Linked DNA regions of Mus musculus: region 2 is linked to region 1. A link is a loop called in an ENCODE intact Hi-C map of the cell type or tissue named here. Cell type or tissue: gastrocnemius. All regions are shown on one strand. Links, peaks and the distances in the headings refer to the core of each region. The heading gives the core; the rest is flanking DNA. Region 1 has its middle 150 kb from the start of Mucl2. Region 2 holds the start of Mucl2 (mucin-like 2).

Evidence for each region. Hi-C counts contacts between places; a loop is a spot of excess contacts. Peaks named below come from ENCODE experiments on the same cell type or tissue, not always from the same donor. Only the 100,000 strongest peaks of a DNase experiment are listed, where the experiment ranks them.
Region 2: a loop joins it to region 1, with 4 times the contacts of the local background. A loop is called at or near these places in 18 of 42 quality-filtered maps.

What each region holds. Positions count from the first base shown.
Region 1 is chr15:103,746,006-103,757,157 of GRCm38, forward strand. It overlaps the pseudogene Mucl1. Among named protein-coding and RNA genes, the nearest start is that of Mucl2, 150 kb to the right of the region's middle. In gastrocnemius, for the core only: no CTCF peak of the experiment used is centred there; no DNase peak of the experiment used is centred there.
Region 2 is chr15:103,892,113-103,903,264 of GRCm38, forward strand. It overlaps Mucl2 (mucin-like 2), which reads right to left and starts at 7,200. Exons shown (of 4, transcript NM_009267.2): 1 at 7,072-7,200; 2 at 6,296-6,334; 3 at 5,211-5,480; 4 at 3,743-3,943. The coding sequence starts at 7,129. The coding sequence ends at 3,894. In gastrocnemius, for the core only: no CTCF peak of the experiment used is centred there; no DNase peak of the experiment used is centred there.

The DNA.
Region 1 (11,152 bases), core at 1,688-9,687:
TATATATGTATATATATATACATATGGCTATTTATTTATATATGGCTATTATATATAGCCTCTATAGACTCAAATGTTTGAACAAACCTGTGGGGGCTAGAGAGTGTAATGTGGTGGTTTGAATATGCTTGGTCCATGGAAAGTGGCACTGTTAGGAGGTGTGGACTTGTTTGAGGAAGTGTGTCACTGTGGGGTGGACTTTAAAGTCCTAAGCTCAAGACCTGGCCAGTGCAGAAGAACCCCTCCCCCCTTCTGGCTGCCCTTGGATCAAGATGTAGGGCTCTCAGCTCTTTCTCCATGAACAAGTCTGTCTGCATAATGCCATGCTTCCCACCCTGGTGATGATGGACTGAACCTCTGAAACTGTAAGCAAGCCCCAATTAAATGTTTGCCTTTATAAGAGTTGTCTTGCTCATGGTATCTCTTCACGGTGACAAAACCCTTAGACAACAGGGAACGATGAAAATAATCAAGCACAAACAGAACAGCAATCACCAGCATGAAGAAACCTCAGTCATGAGTCATCACAGATGCAGAAGTTTCTAGAACCTGACATATATTAATGCAGAAGCTACATTTCTCCAGGGGAAATGGGGCCAGGTCTATTTATTATGTATTAAAAGTAAGTACAGCTGGGGTGGCCCAGCATTTAAGAGGTATGTCTCCTTTTTCAGAGGACCCAAACTCAGTTCCCTGAATACATATGATGCTCACAACATTCTGTAACTTCAGTTCCCGTGTATTTGATACACTCTTCTGAATTGTTAAGGCCGAAGTATACACTGTCTATATACATATAGACAGACATATACATATACAAAAAAGATATTTCAAAAATATTTTCAAAATATGGCTAGCCATCTATAATTGTAGTTTAGAGTCTGAGAATTCATCTAACAGATTATCAATATCCTCCAAAATAGGTGATATATATAGATATTTTATATTTTTGATCAACAGTGTTGAATAATACTATTGCTATACCATTTATGTTGCACTAGCTGTTGCAAGTAATCTACAGGTGATTTAAAGTATGGGCAGATATTTACAGATCCTAATCAGATGCTACACCATGTTTATATAAAGATTATGAGCATTTCTAGATGTTGGCATCCCTCTGTGGATTATTGACTCATCTTCTGCATATACCAAGGGGTGACTGACTGAATAAAACCAGTAGGGCTAAAGACTTCCTCCACTGTCCTCACACTAAGAATGCAAGGCTATGAATATATTACACTGAGTTACAAGGCCTAGCAAGAATTCTATGCTTCTGGTAAGTGACAGAACTTAAAGAAAGGCATCAGGTCTTGCCCTCCCCCTTTTACCCTCCCCTTCCCATTTGTTTCTTTCTTTCTCCCAATCCAATGGCTATGGACAATCTGAACTCTCTACGTTTTCCATAAATTGTCTTTAAATCTCAGATTATGTTAGATGGTGGACAGGAAAGTGTCAGAGCAACACAGGAAGCAATTTGCTGCCCAATGGGATCATTTTAGGTGTATAGGATCTAAAAATCTCAAAAGGAAGCAGGCCTTTGGCAACTCATTGGCAACTCCTGTATGTCTCTAATGCTACAAAGCCCAAGAATCACACGTAAAATACCCAAGTTATCATGAAGAAACTTTGTCTATGCATTCTGACCATCTGGCACTTTGAGGAGTTCTGTGAGTACATCACAAGCGCTGGAAATGTGGAAAGACCATGATCTTCCTCTGATGCTATAACACTAGATCCTGCTTTCTAAAGCAGGGAATGGCATATGCCAAAGCAGATATCTGTCTACAACTCCATTCTTGCATTTCTTATTATGTTTGTGTGTGCAACATATGTGTTTGTTTAAATGTGTGTGTATGAGCATGTTTCTGTGTCTTTGTCAGGACTCCTCATGTCGAGTTCTTGGGGCTGCTTATAGAAATTTGGTGAGTTCTTGTCACTGGGCTCAGAGGAGGAAGTAGGCTCAGGTAAGAATATTCACATTTAGGCTAATGCAAGTATCAAGACTTCCCTTTTGTCTTGGTAATCCTGATAAGCCCCCAGACCCAGTGACTCCAGGGACTTGTTTATTCCTTGGTTTGACTACTACCTGGTGTGATCTCTTTGTTCTTTGCCTTGTTTATTTACTTTGTCTTTGATCTAAGAACTAACCCTGTTCTCTGCAAGTACCTAGAAAGGTATAAAAGCTTCTGGGAAAAAATAAACCCACTTCAACCTCAGCACTGACTGGAGTCATGTTATAATATTTGTCTAATTGTGTTTTTCTTTTCAAGCCTCACTTCTGCCCACTGCTCACTGAATTGGCTTGGTTAGTTCCTGTTGCTGGAAAGAGACACCATGACAGGTAACACTTCTAAAGGACAACATTTATTTGGGGCTAGCTTACAGGTTCAGAGGTTCAATCCATTATCAAGTTGGGAGCATAGCAGTATCCAGGCAGTCATAGCTTAAGAGAAGCTGAGAGTTCAACATCTTGTTCTGAAGACAAACAAGAGTAGACTGGCTTCCAGGCAAGTAGGATGAGAGTCATAAAGCCCATGCCCAGAATGACACACCTACTCTAACAAGGCCACTCCCTGGGCCAAGAATATTCAAAGCACCACACCAGAGTTGCCTCAGTTCGTGTTTTCTTTATTGCTTCTATTACCTTTTCGGTTCTTGGGGACGTTATGGACTGTCAAGAATGCACATGACACACAGCCTGAACTAGGTCTGGGGTAGAACAAGTGTATGGTACTTTAGGATACTTACCAGGGGCTAGACCTGGAGTTAAGGATGAAATAGGTTGGTCAGGATCTGTGAAATGCTGTTCCTTTTCCCCAGCCTTCAATAAGCTAAGTAAACTATGATGGTTTTACAATTTGACTGAAGTCAGTGCATTTGCATTTCCCTACCAGAGCCTGGAGGAGATGACTGCCTGCTGAGCTTGCTTTGCAACTTAATCCAGCTGAAACAAAGGGATAGGTCTGTGGAGTTTGCCTATATAAGCACAGAGCTGAAAATTAAACTTTGAGCCTTAATCAGAAACCTTTGTCTTAGCTTCATCTTTCTCTCCTTTTTCATTCCCAGACTCCCTTTCAGGTACCCAGTTCACTGAGGCTTCTGGACAGCTACAAAATGCACTAGATAGTTTTAGCATATATATTATGTGGCCAGTGCTTGAAAATGGGGTTCTGTATGTCTGTTTGTCTGTCTGTCTATCTATCTATCTTCTATCTATCTATCTATCTATCTATCTATCTATCTATCTATCTATCTATCATCTATTTATTTTTTTTTGGTTTTTCGAGACAGGGTTTCTCTGTATAGCCTAGGCTGTCCTGGAAATCACATTGGACACCAGGCTGTCCTTGCACTCAGAAATCTTCCTGCCTCTGCCTCCCAAGTGCTGGGATTAAAGGCATGTGCCACCACCACCCAGCTTCTATTTATCGAATTAATTTTTTTTTGAGGCATGGTCTCATTGTGTAGCTCTGTCTTGAAAATTGCCCTTTGCCTTTTTATGTTCACATCCAGGTTTACCATTTACTGAATTGATCTTTTCTCCAACATTTTGTTGTTTGTTTGTTTGTTTGTTCATTTGTTTGTTTTGCTACCTTGGAATAATCAGTGGTTGTCAATGGGTTGTTTTATTCTAGATATAATTTGTTTAGGGCTTTTATCATGAAGGGATATGGATATTAAATTTTATTAAATACTTTTGCATTATATACTGAAATGACTAGCATGCTTCTATTTTTATTCTGTTCATTTCCTAGTTATAACTGATATCTCTGGGATAAACCCAACTGTATCATCATGACTGATCTGTTTGATGGTACTTCATTTGCTCTGTACTTTTGAGTCGATGATCATTAACATCTAAACTTTCCTTTTTCATTTTTACTGTCATGTCCTTGTCTAGTTCAGGTAAAAGGGGTAACCTTGGATTTCTAGAATGAGTTTTGAGAGATCATCTCTCATTAAACTTTGAATAATTAAGTAGTATTACCCCAGGTTTCTAAAGCTTTGGTAAAATCCAGCAATAAGGTCATCTGGTCCTGGCCTTATTTATGCTTGTAGACTTGTGAACTCTTGCTCTTGGCCTACTCATAAGATAGTCAACACAGCTTCAATTTCACTGAAACTGAAATCCAGGCTCTAAAGTACCCAACACAATCTTTTTAAAGGATTATTTTTATTTTATATGTATGAGTGTTTGTCTGCAAATGCATACATGTCACACATGTCTGCCGGGGCCAGAAAAGGATTTTGGAACTGGAGTTATAGATGTTTGTAGACCATTGTATGAATCACAGAAACCAAACCCAGGCTGACTGCAAGAATAACAAGTACCATCTCTCCAGACCCAAAAGTCGTAGTTTTAATAATCAAATATCTCCTTAAGGTGCATCAACCAACTGAGTACACTATAGTGGCTAAGGAATATGACTAATTGATGAGTTCTGATCAGAAAGTCAAAATTAAATACAAAGCCTTCAAAGCTGCAGACAGTGTTCCTGAAAAATGGTCCACAGACTCATTTGATAGAAAGTTAGAGGGACATTGGTAAACAAGCAAAGAGAAGGCAGGCTCTCTAAGATGTTAGCTTCTTATTCCCAGAAGACGCTGTGAAGAGAATAGTGAGAAGGAATGGGTACATGTATCAAAACAGATCCAACAGGAAATAGGGAAAAACAAAGACACACAATAAAACACCCAACCCAGAGTCTGTTTACCAGAAGTCTGCTTTATAGCCCCACCCATACAGATGGGAGCTGTTGACAATTAATCTGTTACCTTTGCCTTTTTTGTGTCTTCTGTTTTTCCCAGACTTTCAATCCTATTTTTATATCATGGAATGAACTCAGTAATCCCCTAGACTACTACCTGCATACCTATGACAAATGATGATTAGGTTTCTAGTCAAGTCAGTGAAACAAATAAGGGGCCAAGTAACAGTCACATTAACCACCCATTCTAACTTGGCAGTTTGTTTCAAAACTTGCCATGATGACTATCTCAAGTTTAGTTATAACTGAAAAATCTAGGAAATTTTATCACATTAGTCAATCAAGGACATAGCACAATAGTAGAAATACCAGGGAGTGGCGCTGCCTTTGTGAAAATATTAACATAGCATTTGGTCTTGAGTCAGAAAACAGGGTAAGTTATCAGGGAATCAGGACATTTCTGTGGATTTGATGCTTTGGGGGAGAGTAAAATGGTAATATCTCAAATTTTAATGAATCTTATCTAAAAAGACAGAATCCTAAGAAACAAAATTTGTAATTGGTGATAGAGCAGTGCTTACTCTTTAGCTGAGAGAGGGAATGCTTTATGTCATATATTAAACTTGTTTGGTGCACAAAAAAAAAAAAATGCTGAGGGACTCTTAACGTTTTGTCTCATTTAATCACTGTCACTGAGGGATCCCATCTGATGCTAGTGTGTTATCCTTTGGTCAAACTCCAGAATTCATTTGCTACCTTAATGACAAGTTCAGTCCTAAGACCTTCAGAGTCTGGTTGCCTGTGTCAGGCCAGTAGCAGATTCAGGATGTTATTTCATCACTGTCACCTCTAAATCACTTCAGATAAAATAGTAATAATATTAATAATTCAAGAAAATTTAGAAGAATGAAACTGAACACTTAAACCAATTGGTTAGTATATTAATACTGAAAAATAGTATATTAATATTAAAAGCTCTAGTGTTATGCCTAATATTTATGTCTTATTTAAATATATAGATATTATTTAAAGTCTTTCTCAGACTTTCAATTCTGTGTTTATGTTATGGAATGAACTCAGTAATCTTTCAGATAACCATAGCCCAGTTATTAAAAAGAGCTCAAGGGAGGACCTGGGAATAGTTTGCATCTCCATGGTTTTGCCTACACATTCAACATCAGTCCATACAAAAAAACCAAAATCATTTTGATGCTGCTCATGATTACCATTTATTTGATAAAAGTTAGCAATGAGAGAGAGAGCAAATAGTCAGGGTAAATAACTGGAGGAAATCAAATCAAGGATGTTCTAGTCTGTGTCAGAAAGGTCAGTAGTAGAAGATGCAAACTCATCTACCATGAATGTTATTCAATATCATTACATTCATCTTCTTTTTCATTTCTGTAAGAGAAAGAAAAAAATAAGGAGGATTTTTGAGATTTCATTTTTTTGTTTTAACCTGAACGAGGACTAACAACTCTATTATGTTTGGTAGAAGCAAAAACAACAACAACAATAACAATAACAACACAAAACACATGAAATTTTCATCCGTCAAAGATAAAAGTCACAGATTTGGTGGCAAAGGCCCAAGTTTGTTACCTTCAGGAATTACTGGCAGGAAGGCCAAGGATTCATGGCTAGTCTGGACTATGTAATGAAGCACTGTCTCAAAAATAAATAAACCAACCAAATTTTATTTCCCATCTTCAGTATTTGGATATTTAGACTACAATGGAGCCATTAAGCCAGACATTTTACAGAGTTTTAAATGATGATAATTAGCATTAATTTTTCTTCTATTTGTACACAAGGAATCCCGCTTCTCTGGTAAAGAAACTGTGGCCATATACTCACTCAGCATCTGCCAGCACAGATCACCAAGCAAGATGATAAACAACAGTCCAGATATGAAAGAGAAGCAATACCTGGACAAGGTTCCTCAGCACCTTGTCCTCTGAGGCAAACACCATCCTCCATCACTGCCCTTTCTCTCAGAGAAAAGCTGCTCAGTTGAAGCCTCCCATTCTTTCATTTTTACAGTATATATTACCTGGACTAATTTTCTAGAGATCTGAATCACATCAGAAATGTGAATTTTATAACATGATGCCTGACATATGCATAAAATATAATATAGTATAATATAATTGGTATTTCTTTAAAGTTGAAGGGCTAGGAAAAAAAACCCTCATACGGAATAAACTTTTAAACTTTTAGAAGTCTCCTGATTTATGTTTTAACAGTCATCCATGGAAGACCTCATCACAAAACCATTTTCTATTTCAATTTTTAGAATAGTCTCCAAAGAAAACATAGACTTTTATTTAAGAAAAAGAAAAGCCATGCAGTTGCCATGCTACATGGAGACACTTTACACTTTCAATGATTTCTGCTGTATTTACATTGTCTTTAACAGATCTAATATTGCAAGATTGATGCAGCTAAAATTGATAACATACTCTTGTCAACTTCTGATCCTTCTGGTGCTTATATATAAACAATGTGATGAACTTAGAAAAGAGGAATAAAAGAAGGGTATCTTCTTCTTCCTCTCCTTACTTCCTCACGAAAGTACAGTTTACTGTGGCCATGGGGAACTTAAGGATTCAAAGAGTTCCATAAAGAACAGAATTAGATGAAATGATTTTTACCTTTCATTTTTCCAATAATATTAAATTTTTTTTGCCATCTTCTTTTTTCTGTTCAGTCTTGTCATTGCCTTCTTTTTTATGAGAGGTATTATCCTCTTGTTTCTCATTGGAGGTATCATTCACATTGTTCTGATTAGAGGTATTATCCCCTTCTATGTTATTGGAGGTATCATCCTCTTCCTTCTGAATGGAGGTGTCACCCACTTTGGTCTGATTAGAGGTATCATCCTCTTCTTTCTGAGTGGAGGTGTCTTCCCTGGTAATGTTATCATCTGTCTCTCCCTTTTTGTCCTCCTCAGAGGCCTCATTAGCAGTGTTGGTATTCTCAGTGCTCTCATTTTCTTCCTTGGCTAAATTAGAGGACTCAGCATCTTGGTTTTCATTAGTACTATCTGCCTGAGTTTCAGAGCTAGTATTTCCACCAGTAGAATCAGCTGAAATTAGAAGGAAACCCTCCAAGTGAGATACTGACTCTTCTTTGGAATGTCATTGGTTCCACCCAGAATTATACATTCATTCTTTATTCTGAATTCACTAATTCTATCAAATATTTAATCTATCACATATGTTATTGCTTTATCTTTCATGACCTTATAATTTCCTTGGGCAATGACACTGACCCAAGACACAAGCAAGCACTTTGTGACAGGCATGGACACAAAAATAAAACCCAAGCTAGTTACAGGCACCATTGCCTAAAATTCACAAAGAAACTTCCTAGGCAACAGCCTCCACTGCCAGTTCCAAGAAGGAAAACAAACATCATTTTGAGACTAACACACCTATGTAAAGCACAGGCCTCTGCTTCTGCCTCAACCCAACCTGGCATATGTTCCCAGGCCCTCAGTCCATAGTGATTTCAGGAATTTGCTGTCTGTTCCAGTGACACTTGCTCTCTTTTATACACAAAATTTATTTAATCAGTCCTTCCTTTAATGTGTGGAAGACCTTCTGTGTACTCACACATAAAAGTTAAGCTACAGTATCAGACTTCATGACATTTATATACTATATAAGAACAATAAATGCCTAGAGTTCCTCTTAGTCCACGTCAGAGGCTTAATTATCTTTATATGAGGAATAAAATGTTGTCATTTATTAAAAATAATTTTTAATTAGGATTGAATCTTTCCATGGATTTTACTAAAATTTCCTCACATCTCAAAATATCCAAAACACTTTGGTTACCAAGAGGCTGTGAAGGGAAAATGGTTATGGTAGGAAGGTAATGAAAGTTACTCAGACTCAGGCTCACCAGTTTCAGAAGTGTCAGCACTGTTTGTCTCTGCGTCCTCTGAAGAAAAATAAGCAAAATAAGACAGAAGAACTTAAGTAACATTTTGATGAGATCGAGAATATGAACACTACTACAGACATGTACAATTAAGTAGACAGATTGAGGGAAGCACATGCACAGATAAAGAAAACCTTTGACATCTAACATGAGGTCAGTTTTGCTTCCCTGAAATAAGTCTTTAGTCACATTCTCAAATGTAACTTATTGACACTAACAAAGCATTTCAGTGCCATGTTCAGAATAGAGGAAAAACTGGACTGAATTAGGAACCCCGGTGGAGTCAACCTAGCTACTTATAATGATGTGTCAAAATGGAGGTGAGTACCAGCAAGATGGCTCAGTAAGTAAAAGCTCTTCTCTTATAAGCTGGGTGATATGAGCTGATCCCATAGCTGAAGGAGAGAACTGATTCCTGTCTCTAACCTCCTCACATGAATGACAATATGTTTGAGACCCTGACACCACATGGCAGACACACACACAGACACACAGACACACAGACAAACAATGATAAAGATAAATGTGATCAGGATGTAAAGTGAATAAATAAATTATTAAAAAAGAAAAAAAACTGTTAAGTTTAAAAATTGAGATAGAACCAGGTACTAGGTAAGAGGACAGGAAATAACAGCATGTAGGTATCCATAAATTCATGTTTCACTAAGTATCATGTATTATGGACCCCATTTTAAGTTAAAGTAAAAATCTTTACTTACGGCAAGAGACTAGGATAGTGGAAACACCAAGCAACACAAGGAGTGTCAGGAACTTCATGGTGACAAATAGAAGAGCAGGAAACACACAAGATCAAGCTCCAATACTAGGAGACAAGGAAGACTCTTGACACCAGGGTTCCACTTCAAGGACTATATATGTAGAGCACACCAATCAGAAGCTGCCACAACCTGGTATTTGTGTAACAGGAAAGGTTGGGAATTAAAGTAAATGAGAATCAACCACACAGCCAGAGGCCAATTAGAAAGGTCATGACTTCAAATGTTTGGCAAATCCTTGATTATGATAATGTAAATGTCCAGTCAAGCTGTTGTCCCAGAAATAACTTCTATCTTTCTCTTGTGTGAAGAACGGGGCTGCCATACTTACAAATTCCAAGAAGCTGAAGATGTAGGCACGGTCCTCCCAATGTCTGCACACTCTGTCAAGATAGTTCAAATTAGAAAATTTCAGAATATTCATCTTTGTGTCTAATTCAAGGGGTAAAGCTGCTGAAAACCAAGTGTTTTCCAGAGTGTCCACATTGTATATTCCTATCACAGGGATAGTGAACCCAACACTGATGGAAAGACCAAATATGACTTCACAGTATTTCAGCAATTCTTGTATAAAATTCAAAATATTAGAGTAAAAGGACAGGGAAAAAACAGTGTTTTTAATGACTGAATCCAGAGTCCACTAAACTTTTTTTTTGCTTGCTTCTCTTTCTTTCTTTCTTTCTTTCTTTCTTTCTTTCTTTCTTTCTTTCTTTCTTTCTTTCTTTCTTTCCTTCTTTCTCTCTTTCTCTCCTTCTCTCTCTCTTTCTCTCTCTCTCTCTTTCTTTCTTTCTTTCTTTCTATCTTCCTTTCTTTCTTTCTTTCTTTCTTTCTTTCTTTCTTCTTTTTTTTTCATTTTTTGCTTTGTTTTGTCTTTAACATAGCATCTCTTATAGCCAAATCTAGCTTTGAACTTCTAATCCTCCTTCATCTACATCTTAAGTGTTGAGATTAAAGTTTTATGTCTCTACACCCCGACTTATAATTATGACTAGGCACTATGATAGATATTGGAAAAATTGTAGAAAACAAAGCACACATATACCTCAATCTATACATACTTCAAATAACAACAACTCCAAAAACTCAAAAATACCAAACTAAAACTGAAACAAAAAAATGACTACATTGGAAAATAAAGAAATGACAAAAGGATAAAAATTCAATGTAGCATGTATGAAGGAAAAAATTTAATTAGAAATATGCATATGACATTAAAGGAAGGAGAGTACTATATGGGGGGACAAGGAAATGATCTAGAAAGAGGGAAAGTAGAAAAGAAAGGGCCATGAAATCATTGTGTTATAAAAGAATATGTGGGGACTGTGTGGGAAGGAAAGGCATCTTAAGGGGGCAGAAAACAGTAGGGGTGTGAAAAAGGAAAAAAGCACATGACTTCTGAGTGAGGTGGCAGATTGTGCCCAAATTGTGATCTATGAAAGAAAACAGGATTATGAACAGTAGTTTTTCTTTCTACAGGAGATAATCACTGATGATAAAGGGAATCTCTGAAAAGCAGCAGGCAGTAATGTCAACAATCCATGCATCTTGAGCAATGTCTGTGGAAACTACCAAGAGGTGCTTCAGTTCCTCTCCCTTCTCTCCCTTCCCACTCCACTCTGCTCAGCAGCACACAAATGCTGCAGGAACCACAGGCTGGAGAGATGAAACAGGCTGTGGAGGCATGACAGCAGCTGGGATCACAGTAGACAGGGAAAATCA
Region 2 (11,152 bases), core at 1,605-9,604, 150 kb after region 1:
TTATCATGAAGAAACTTTTTCTCTATGCATCCTGACCATCTGGCACTTTGAGGAGTTCTGTGAGTTCATCAGAAGGGCTAGAGATGTGGAAAGACCCTGATCTTCCTCTGATGCTATACCACTAGATCCTGCTTTCTAAACCAGGGAATAGCATATGCCAGAGATGACATCTATCTACAACTCCATTCTTGCAGTTCTTATTATGTTTGTGTGAGCAACATGTGTGCCTGTTTGAATGTGTGTGATGAGTATGTTTGTGTGTCTTTGACAGGGCTCCTAATGTTCAGCTTTTGGTGCTGCTATAGAAATTTAGTGTGTTCTGGTCAGTGGGCTCAGAGGAAGAAGTAGGTTCAGATAAGAATACTCACACTTGAGCTAATATAAGGATCAAGGTGAACAACCCCAAAGAATGTGTGACTTCCCTTTTGTCTTGGTAATCCTGATAAGCCCCCAGACTGAGTGACTCCAGGGACTTGTTTATTCCTTGGTTTGACTTCTACCTGGAGTGATCTCTTTGTTCTTTGCCTTGTTTACTTACTTTGTCTTTGATCTAAGAACTAACCCTGTTCTCTGCAAGTGCCTAGAAAGGTATAAAGGCTTCTGGGGAAAAAATAAACCCACTTCAACCTCAGCACTGACTGGAGTCATGTTATAATATTTGTCTAATTGTGGTTTTCTTTTCAATCCTCACTTCTGCCCACTGCTCATTGAATTGGCTTGGTAAGTTCCCATTGCTGGGCAGAGACACCATGACAAGTAACACTTCTAAAGGACAACATTTATTTGGGGCTAGCTTACAGGTTCAGAGGTTCAATCCATTATCAAGTTGGGAGCATAGCAGTATCCATACAGTCATAGCATAGAAGTTGAGGGTTCAACATCTTGTTCTGAAGACAAACAAGAGTAGACTAGCTTCCAGGCAACTAGGATGAGAGTCATAAAGCCCATGCCCAGAATGACACACCTACTCTAACAAGGCCACTCCCTGGGCCAAGAATATTCAAAGCACCACACAAGAATTGCCTCAACTTGTGTTTTCTTTATTGCTTCTATTACCTTTTCAGGTCTTGGGGATGTTATGGGCTGTCAAGGATGCACAGCCTGAACTAGGTCTGGGGCACTGGGGTAGAACAAGTGTATGGTACTTTAGGATACTTACCAGGGGCTAGGCCTGGAGTTAAGGATTAATTAGGTGGGTCAGCATCTGTGAAATGCTGTGCCCTTTCCCCAGCCTTGAATAAGCTAAGTAAACTCTGAAGGTTTTACAACTTGCCTGAAGTCAGTGCATTTGCATTTCTTGGGTTTTGCCAATATAAATACAGAGCTGAAAATTAAACTTTGAGCCTTAATCAGAAACCTTTGTCTTAGCTTCATCTTTCTCTCCTTTTTCATTCCCAGACTCCCTTTCAGGTACCCAGTTCACTGAGGCTTCTGGACAGCTACAAAATGCACTAGATAGTTTTAGCATATACATTATGTGGCCAGTGTTTGAAAATGGGGTTCTGTATGTCTGTTTGTCTATCTATCTATCTATCTTTTTTTTTTTTTTTTTTTTTTTTTTTTTTTTTTTTTTTGGTTTTTTGAGACAGGGTTTCTCTGTATAGCCCTGGCTGTCCTGGAACTCACTTTTTACACCAGGCTGTCCTCAAAATCAGAAATCTGCCTACTTCTGCCTTGCAAGTCCTGGGATTAAAGGTATGTGCCACCACTGCTCAGTTTCTATCTATTTATCTAATTAATTTATGTTTTGAGACATGGTCTCATTGTATAGCTCTGTCTGTCTTGAAAATTGGCCTTTGCCTTTTTATGTTCACTTCCAGGTTTCCCAGTTACTGAATTGATCTTTTCTCCAACATTTTGTTGTTTGTTTGTTTGTTCATTTGTTTGTTTTGCTACCTTGGAATAAATCAATAGTTGTCAATGGGTTGCTTTATTCTGGTAACTCTGGGAACACTAGCCTGTCTGTTTCTATACACATACTACAGTGTTAGTTTACTATGACTCTGTAGCTTAAGAACAGGTCTCTTCCTGCTTTTGGCTTTGCTAGTGTGTTTCAAGACAGTTTGAGCTATTCAGTATCCTTTGATAATAAATTCTAGTCCTCTGAAGAGAATTATTAATATTTTGATGATTATTTTTCATTTGAGTTATTCTGGATAATAATAATATTTTAACAATCCCAATTTTAACAACCCAGGAAATGGGCAATATTTATATTTTTAACATGTCTTCAAATGATTTGGTAGTGTTTTAGAATTTCCACTATATTGGTATTTCACTTCCTAACTGAGTATATTTATAGGTACAGCTTTAGATATTAGAAATGAGACTGCTTTTGAGATTTAATTCTGGACAAATCCACTCTTTTTCCCCCCAAAGGTTTATTTATTATATAAGTACACTAGGGATGTCTTCAGACACACTGTAAGAGGGCATCAGATCCCATTTCAGATGTATGTGAGCCACCCTGTTGTTGCAGGGAATTGAACTCAGGACCTCTGGAAGAGCAACCAGTGTTCTTAATCAAAGAGCAATCTCTCCAGCATCTCTCTCTGACAAATCCACTCTTAATGTGGTAAAACTTACTGGTTTCTGTATGAATATGCATCCTGGTATTTAACTGAATTAAATGATCAGATCCAAGGAACTTTTGTTAGAATTTTTAGATGTTTCTCTTTGAAGAATCATATCATTTGCAAGCAAGTTATCATACTTCCTCCCTTACTTATATATCCCTATCATTTCTTTATCTTATCTAAGTCTTCTAGATAAGAGTTATGGTAATATATTGAATAAGTGTAATGGGATTTCAGTTGAAATACCTGCCTTCTAGATATAATTTGTTTAGGGCTTTTATCATGAAGGGAAATGGATATTAAATTTTATTAAATACTTTTGAATTATATACTGAAATGACTAGCATGCTTCTATTTTTATTCTGTTCATTTCCTAGTTATAACTGATATCTCTGGGATAAACCCAACTGTATCATCATGACTGATCTATTTGATGGTACTTCATTTGCTCTGTACTTTTGAATCGATGATCATTAACAACTAAACTTTCCTTTTTCGTTTTTACTGTCATGTCCTTGTCTAGTTTGGGTAAAGGGGGTAACCTTGGCTTTCTAGAATGAGTTTTGAGAGATCATCTCTCATTAAACTTTGAATAATTAAGTAGTATTACCCCAAGTTTGTAAAGGTTTTGTAAAATCCAGGAGTAAGGTCATCAGGCCCTAGCCTTATTTATGCTTGTAGACTTGTGAACTCTTGCTCTTTGCCTACTCATAAGATAATCAACACACCTTCAATTTCACTGAAACTGAAATCCAGGCTCTAAAGTACCCAACATAATCTTTTTAAAGGATTATTTTTATTTTATATGTATGAGTGTTTGTCTGCAAATACATGAATGAAACTGAACACTTAAACCACTTAGTTAGTATATTAATATTGAAAATAGTATGTTAATATTAAAAGCTCAGGCCTCTAGTGATATGCCTAATATTTATATCTTATTTATAGATATAGTTATTATTTAAAGTCTTTCTCAGACTTTCAATTCTGTGTTTATATCATGGAATGAACTCAGTAATCTTTAAGATAAAACTATAGCCCAATTTTTAAAAAGAGACTGAGGTACTACCTGAGAATATTTTGCATCTCCATGGTTTTTGCCTACACATTCAACATCAGTCCATACAAAAACAAAAAACAAACAAACAAAAAAAAAAACAAAAGCATTTTGATGCTGCTCATGATTACAATTTATTTGATAAAAGATAAAAGTTAGCAATGAGAGAGAGGGAGAATAGTCAGGATAAATAACTGGAGGAAATCAAATCAAGAATGTGCTAGTCTGTTTCAGAAAGATCAGTAGTAGAAGATGCAAACTCATCCACGTTGTAAGAAATTCTTTAGTTTTTCAACCCCACTTTTAATAACTGTAAGAGAAAGAAAAAGTAACAAGGATTTTTTGAGATTTCATTTTTTTGTTTTAACCTGAACGAGGACTACCAACTCTTTTATGTTTGATAGAAGCCACAACAACAACAACAACAAAAACACATGAAATTTTCATCTCTCAAAGTTAAAAGTCACAGATTTGGTGGCAGAGGCCCAAGTTCATTACCTTCAGGAATTACTGGCAGGAAGGCCAAGAATTCATGGCTAGTCTGGACTACATAGTGAAGCACTGTCTCAAAAATAAATAAACCAACCAATTTTTATTTCCCATCTACACTATTTGGATATATAGTCTACAATGGAGCCATTAAGCCGGACTTTTACAGAGTTATAAAGGAGGGTGGTTAGCATTAATTTTCCTTCTTTTAGTGCACAAGGAATCCAGCTTCTCTGGTAAAGAAACTATGGCCATATACTCACTCAGCATTTGCCAGCACAGATCACCAAGCACAATGATAAACAACAGTCCAGATATGAAAGAGAAGCAATACCTGGAGAAGGTTCCTCAGCACTTTGTCCTCTGAGGGCAAGCGCCATCCTCCATCACTGCCCTATCTCTCAGAGAAAAGCTGCTCAGTTGAAGCCTCCCATTCTTTCATTTTTAAAATATATATTACCTGGACTAATTTTCTAGAGATCTGAATCAGATCAGAAATGTGAATTTTATAACATGATGCCTGACATATGCATAAAACATGATATAGTATAATATAATTGGTATTACTTTAAAGTTGAAGGGCTAGGAAAAAAAAACCCTCATGCTAAATAAATTTTTAAACTTTAAGATGTCTCCTGATTTATGTTTTAACAGCCATCCATGGAAGACCTCATCACAAAGCCATTTTCTATTTCAATTTTTAGAATAGTCTCCAAAGAAAACATGACTTTTTATTTAAGAAAAAGAAAAGCCATGCAGTTGCCATGCTACCTGGAGACACTTTACACTTTCAATAATTTCTGCTGTATTTACATTGTCTCTAACAGATCTAATATTGCAAGATAGATGCAGCTAAAATTGATGATAAAATTGATTGATAACATACTCTTGTCAACTTCTGATCCTTCTGGTGCTTAAATATAAACAATATGATGAACTTAGAAAAGAGGGGGAAAAAAGGGTCTCTTCTTCTCCCTCTCCTTACCCTCCCCTACTTCCTCATGAAAGTACAGTTCACTGTAGCCATGGGGAACCTAAGGATTCGAAGAATTCCATAAAGAACAAAATTAGATGAAATGTTTTTTTACCGGTTTTCATGTTTTCAAGTTTAGTTTTTGCATTGGACTCGTCTTCCGTTTCAGTGTTGTCAACGCCACTGTTCTGATCAGAGGTATTATCCCCGGTACTGTTATCATTTAACTCTTCCTTGTTGTCTTCCTCAGAGGCCTCATTAGCAGTGTTGGTATCATCAGTGTTCACATTTTCTTCTTCGACTGAATCAGAGGAATCAACTTCTTGATTTTGATCAGTACTATCTGCCTGAGTTTCAGAGCCAGTATTTTCACCAGCAGAATCAGCTGAAATTAGAAGGAAAATCTCCAGTGAGATACTGACACTTTTTTGGAATGTTATTGGTCCCACCCAGAATTATACATTCATTCTTTATTCTGAATTCACTAATTCTATCAAATATTTAGTCTGTCACATATGTTATTGCTTTATCTTTCATGACCTTACTATTTTCTTGGGCAATGACACTGACCAAGACATAAGCAAGCACTTTGTGACAGGCATGAACATAAAAATAAAGCCCAAGCTAGTTACAGACACTATTGTCCAAAATTCACAAAAAAACTTCCTAGGCAACAGCCTCCAGTACCAGTTCCAAGAAGAAAATCAAACATGATTCTGAGACTAACACACCTATGTAAAGCACAGGCCTCTGCTTCTGCCTCAACCCACCCTGGCATATGTTCCCAGGCACTCAGTCCATAGCACTTTTAGGAATTTGCTGTCTGTTCCAGTGTTAATTGCTCTCTTTTATACACATGAGTTATAAAATCAATCCTTCCTTTAATTTGTGGAAGACCTTCTGTGCACTCACATATAAAATTAAAGCTACAGTATCAGACTTCATGACCTTTTATCTACTACATAAGAACAATGAATGCCTAGAGTTCCTCTTAGTCCATGTCAGAGGTTTAATTATCTTTATATGAGGAATAAAATGTTATCATTACATTAAAAATAATTTTATAATCAAGATTGAAGCTTTCCATCATTTTACTAAAATTTCCTCACATATCATAGTATCCAAATGATATTGGTTACCAAGAGGCTGTGAAGGGAAAATGGTTATGGTAGGAAGGTAATGAATGGTACTCAGACTCACCAGTTCCAGAAGTTTCAGTACTGTTTGTCTCCGGGTCCTCTGAAGAAAAATAAGCAAAATAAGACAGAAGAACTTAAGTAACGTTTTGATGAGATCGAGAAGATGAACACTAATAGAGACATGTGCAACTAAGTAGACAGATTGAGGGAAGCACATGAACAGATAAAGAAAACCTTTGACATCTAACATGTGGTCAGTTTTGCTTTCCTGAAATAAGTCTTTAGTCACATTCTCAAATGTAACTTATTGACATTAAAAAAGCATTTCAGTGCCATGTTCAGAATAGAGGAAAAACTGGACTGAATTAGGAACCCCGGTGGAGCCTACCTACCTACAATGATGTGTCAAAATGGAGGTGAGTACCAGCAAGATGGCTCAGTAGGTAAAAGCTCTTCTCTTACTAGCTGGGTGATATGAGCTGATCCCATAGTTGAAGGAGAGAACTGACTCCTGTCTCTAACCTCCTCACATGCATAACAATATGTTTGAGACCCTGACACCATATGGCAGATACACACACACACACACACACACACACACACACACACACACAGACAATGATAAAGATAAATGTGAACAGGATGTAAAGTGAATAAATAAATTACCAAAAAAGAAAAAAAAAACTGTTTAAGTTTAAAAAATGAGATAGTACCAGGTACTAGATAAGAGGACAGGAAATAGCAGCATGTAAGAATCCATAAATTCATGTTTCACTGAGTAAGTATTTTCATGTATTATGGACCCCATTTTAAGTTAAAGTAAAAATCTTTACTTACGGCAAGAGACTAGGATAGTGGAAACACCAAGCAACACAAGGAGTGCCAGGAACTTCATGGTGACAAGTAGAAGAGCAGGAAACACACAAGATCAAGCTCCAATACCAGGAGACAAGGAAGACTCTTGACACCAGGGTTCCACATCAAGGACTATATAGGTAGAGCACACCAATCAGAAGCTGCCACAACCTGGTAGGTGTGTAACAGGAAAGGTTGGGAAGTGAAGTAAATGAGAATCAACCACACAGCCAGAGGCCATTTAGAAAGGTCATGACTTCAAATGTTTGGCAAATCCTTAATTCTGATAATGTAAGTGTTCAGTCAAGCTGTTGTCCAGTAAATAACTTCTGTCTTTCTCTTGTGTGAGGCACGGGGCTGCCATACTTATAAACTCCAAGAAGCTGTGATGTAGGCATGGTCCTACCAATGTCTGTACTCTCCTTTCAAGATAGTTCAAATTAGAAACTTTCAGAATACTCAGATTTGTGTCTAATTCAAGGGGTAAAGCTGCTGAAAACCAAGTGTTTTCCAGAGTGTCCACAGTGTATATTCAGTAAGGGCCATCCTATCACAGGGAAAGTGAACCCAACACTGATGGAAAGACCAAATGTGACTTCACAGTATTTCAGCAATTCTTGTATAAAATTCAAAGTATTAGAGACAAAGGACAGGGAAAAAATAGCGTTTTTAATTACTGCATCCACTGAGTCCACTAAACATTTTTGTTTGTTTGTTTGGTTGGTTGGTTGTTTCTCTTTCTTTTCTTTCTTCTCTTTCTTCTTTTATTTTTTTTCAGTTTTTGCTTTGTTTTGTCTATAACTTAACATTTCTCATAGCCAAAGCTAGCTTTGAACTTCTGATCCTCCTGCATCTACATCTTAAGTGTTGAGATTAAAGGTTTATGTCACCACACCCAGACTTATAATTATGACTAGGCACTATGATAGATATTGGAAAAATTGTAGAAAACAAAGCACACATATACCTCAATCTATACATACTTCAAATAACAACAACTGCAAAAACTCAAAAATACCAAGCTAAAACTGAAACAAAAAACCGACTACATTGGAAAATAAAGAAATAGCAAAAGGATAAAAATTCATTGTAGCATGTATGAAGGAAAAAATTTCATTACAAATATGCATATGACATTAAAGGAAGGAGAGTACTATATGGGGGGACAAGGAAATGATCTAGAAAGAGGGAAAGTAGAAAAGAAAGGGCCATGAAATCATTGTGTTATAAAAGCATATGTGGGGACTGTGTGGGAAGGAAAGGCATCTTTAGGGGGCAGAAAACAGTAGGGGTGTGAGAAAGGAAAAAAGCACATGTTGACTTCTGAGTGAGATGGCAGATTGTGCCCTATTGTGATCTATGAAAGAAAACAGGATTAAGAACAGTAGTTTTTCTTCCTACAGGAGATAATCACTGATGATAAAGGGAATCTCTGAAAAGCAGCAGGCAGTAATGTCAACAATCCATGCATCTTGAGCAATGTCTGTGGAAACTACCAAGAGGTGCTTCAGTTCCTCTCCCTTCTCTCCCTTCCCACTCCACTCTGCTCAGCAGCACACAAATGCTGCAGGAACCACAGGCTGGAGAGATGAAACAGGCTTTGGAGGCATGACAGCAGCTGGGATCACAGTAAGCAGGGAAAATCACTATGAGGAGGAGAGGCTGAAATGTAATGTGCAGCCTGAAGCTGTAAGAAGGAATAATGATGCAAAATAGGAAGCACAGTGGTGACCTGAGTGCAGTGAAGGCAGAGCTATGTCACAGCCACATGCAAACTGACCTGGCCTGTGGAGACTACAGGAGCAGATGCTGGCATAGCTTTCACTGTGGTAGGATGAACATTTCCAGCCTAAATATCATGTATGATGTTAACATTCCTTCTTTAGGTTTAGAAACCCAAGCAGGGGATGGATGACCATCCCCCACTTTTTTTTTTTTTTTTTTTTGAGACAGGGTTTCTCTGTGTAGCCTTGGCTGTCCTGGAACTCACTCTGTAGACCAGGCTGGCCTTGAACTCAGAAATCCACCTGCCTCTGCCTCCCAAGTGCTTGGATTAAAGGCGTGTGTCACCACCGCCCGGCCATCCCCCACTTTTTAAAATAATAATGGGTGAACATTTCCCTAAAGCAATATTTTGTGCTAAAGTCTGGGGAAAAGGAAGTTTTACACCTTATTTAACTAAACAGAAACTCAAACCAAAGACAATTCAATTGAAATCATTTCAACATTGCACACTCAAAACTCTGGTTTTACAGGTTTGAGCTAGAGCTAAGCTGCACAGCCCCAGTCAGTGCAGTTTATTATTTAAAACAGCAGAGGGAAGGAATGAATTAAAATCCATTCTATCAAAGAAAAAATATTAATTAGCTTTTCTTTTATATTTACCTTTAAAAAAATAGCTGTCTCTTGTGAGACTATTCCGGGGCCTAGCAAACACAGAAGTGGATGCTCACAGTCAGCTATTGGATGGATCACAGGGCCCCCAATGGAGTTGCTAGAGAAAGTACCCAAGGAGCTAAAGGGATCCGCAATCCTATAGGTGGAACAGCAATATGAACTAACCAGTACCCCCCCCACCCCGCCCTGGAGCTCGTGTCTCTAGCTGCATATGAATCAGAAGATGGCCTAGTCGGCCATCAGTGGAAAGAGAGGCCCATTGGTCGTGCAAACTTTATATGCCTCAGTACAGGGGAACAACAGGGCCAAGAAGTGGGAGTGGGTGGGTGGGGGAGTGGGTGGGGGAGCGTGTGGGAGACTTTTGGGATAGCATTGGAAATGTAAATGAAATAAATACCCAATAAAAAATAATATATTAATAATTAAAAGGAAGAAAATCATGTTGAATTTTAAAATAATAAGAAAGTATGAACAGCACAATTGGGATCTGTGGGACACAAAGCTTAAAATTGTATAATCATGAGGGTAGCAGGAGAATCAGTTTAGGCTACATACACAAATGATACATAAAATCAAAGCATAAAATTTTCAAAATGTAGAGAAAGAAACGACATCAGATTTAGGAGACATTTAGGCCATCAAGCAGACAAGATCAGGAAAAAGTCTCCACTCAAACCATGCTATAGTTAAAACAGTAGGTGTAAGGAACAAAGAAGAAATAATGAAGCTGCACAATAAAAACACCAAGCCATATATATATTAAAAGCCATGAGATTGTTTAAACAGAAACTCTAAAAGCTAGAATGTAGAATTATGTATTCCAATTTTTGAAAAGAAATGACTGCCAACCCAGAGTACTCTATGCAGCAAAACTTTTTTATAGAATATATTTATTTTCATATGGTATATTCTGATTGTGGTTTCCCCTCCTTCATTTCCTCCTAGATCTTCTCCACTTCCCCATATATCCAACTTCTTATCTTCTTTCTCTCTGTCTTTAGAAAACAAACAGGCCAATAAGAAAACATAAAAACCAGAATAACACAAAGTAAACAAGTAAACAGAGGAAAAGCAATAACAAGGAAAAAACAGAAGACACACATGTGCTTCCTGAGGAATCACATACTGATTTCCAAAGTCACTGGGTGAGTTTTTGCTCCTTAGAATGGACGAGTGCTCCTCTTATCCTACATCTGCACCATCATGAGCTGTCTTGTTTCATTAATCTTGGTCACTCTTATTCACTAAAATGAAATCACAGAGATTTTTTTCTCCTTTATTGAAAAATAGATTCTTTTCTATCATGATTACAGTTCTCCTCCCTCTACTCCTCCCAGTTCCCTCCAGATCTCCTTCCATCAAGATAAATTCCCTTTCTCTCTCTCATTAGAAAAATATAGGCTTCTAAGCCATAATATTAAAATAAAACAAGCCAGGCAGTGTTGGCTTATGCCTTTAATCCCAGCACTTGGGAGGCAGAGTTAGGTGGATTTCTGTGTTCGAGGCCATCCTGGTCTACAAAGTGAGTTCCAGGACAGCCAGAGCTACACAGAGAAACCCTGTCCAAAAACCAACAAAATTAAAAAATACATTTCACACACACACACACACACACACACACACACACACACATATATATATATATATATATACACATATATATACA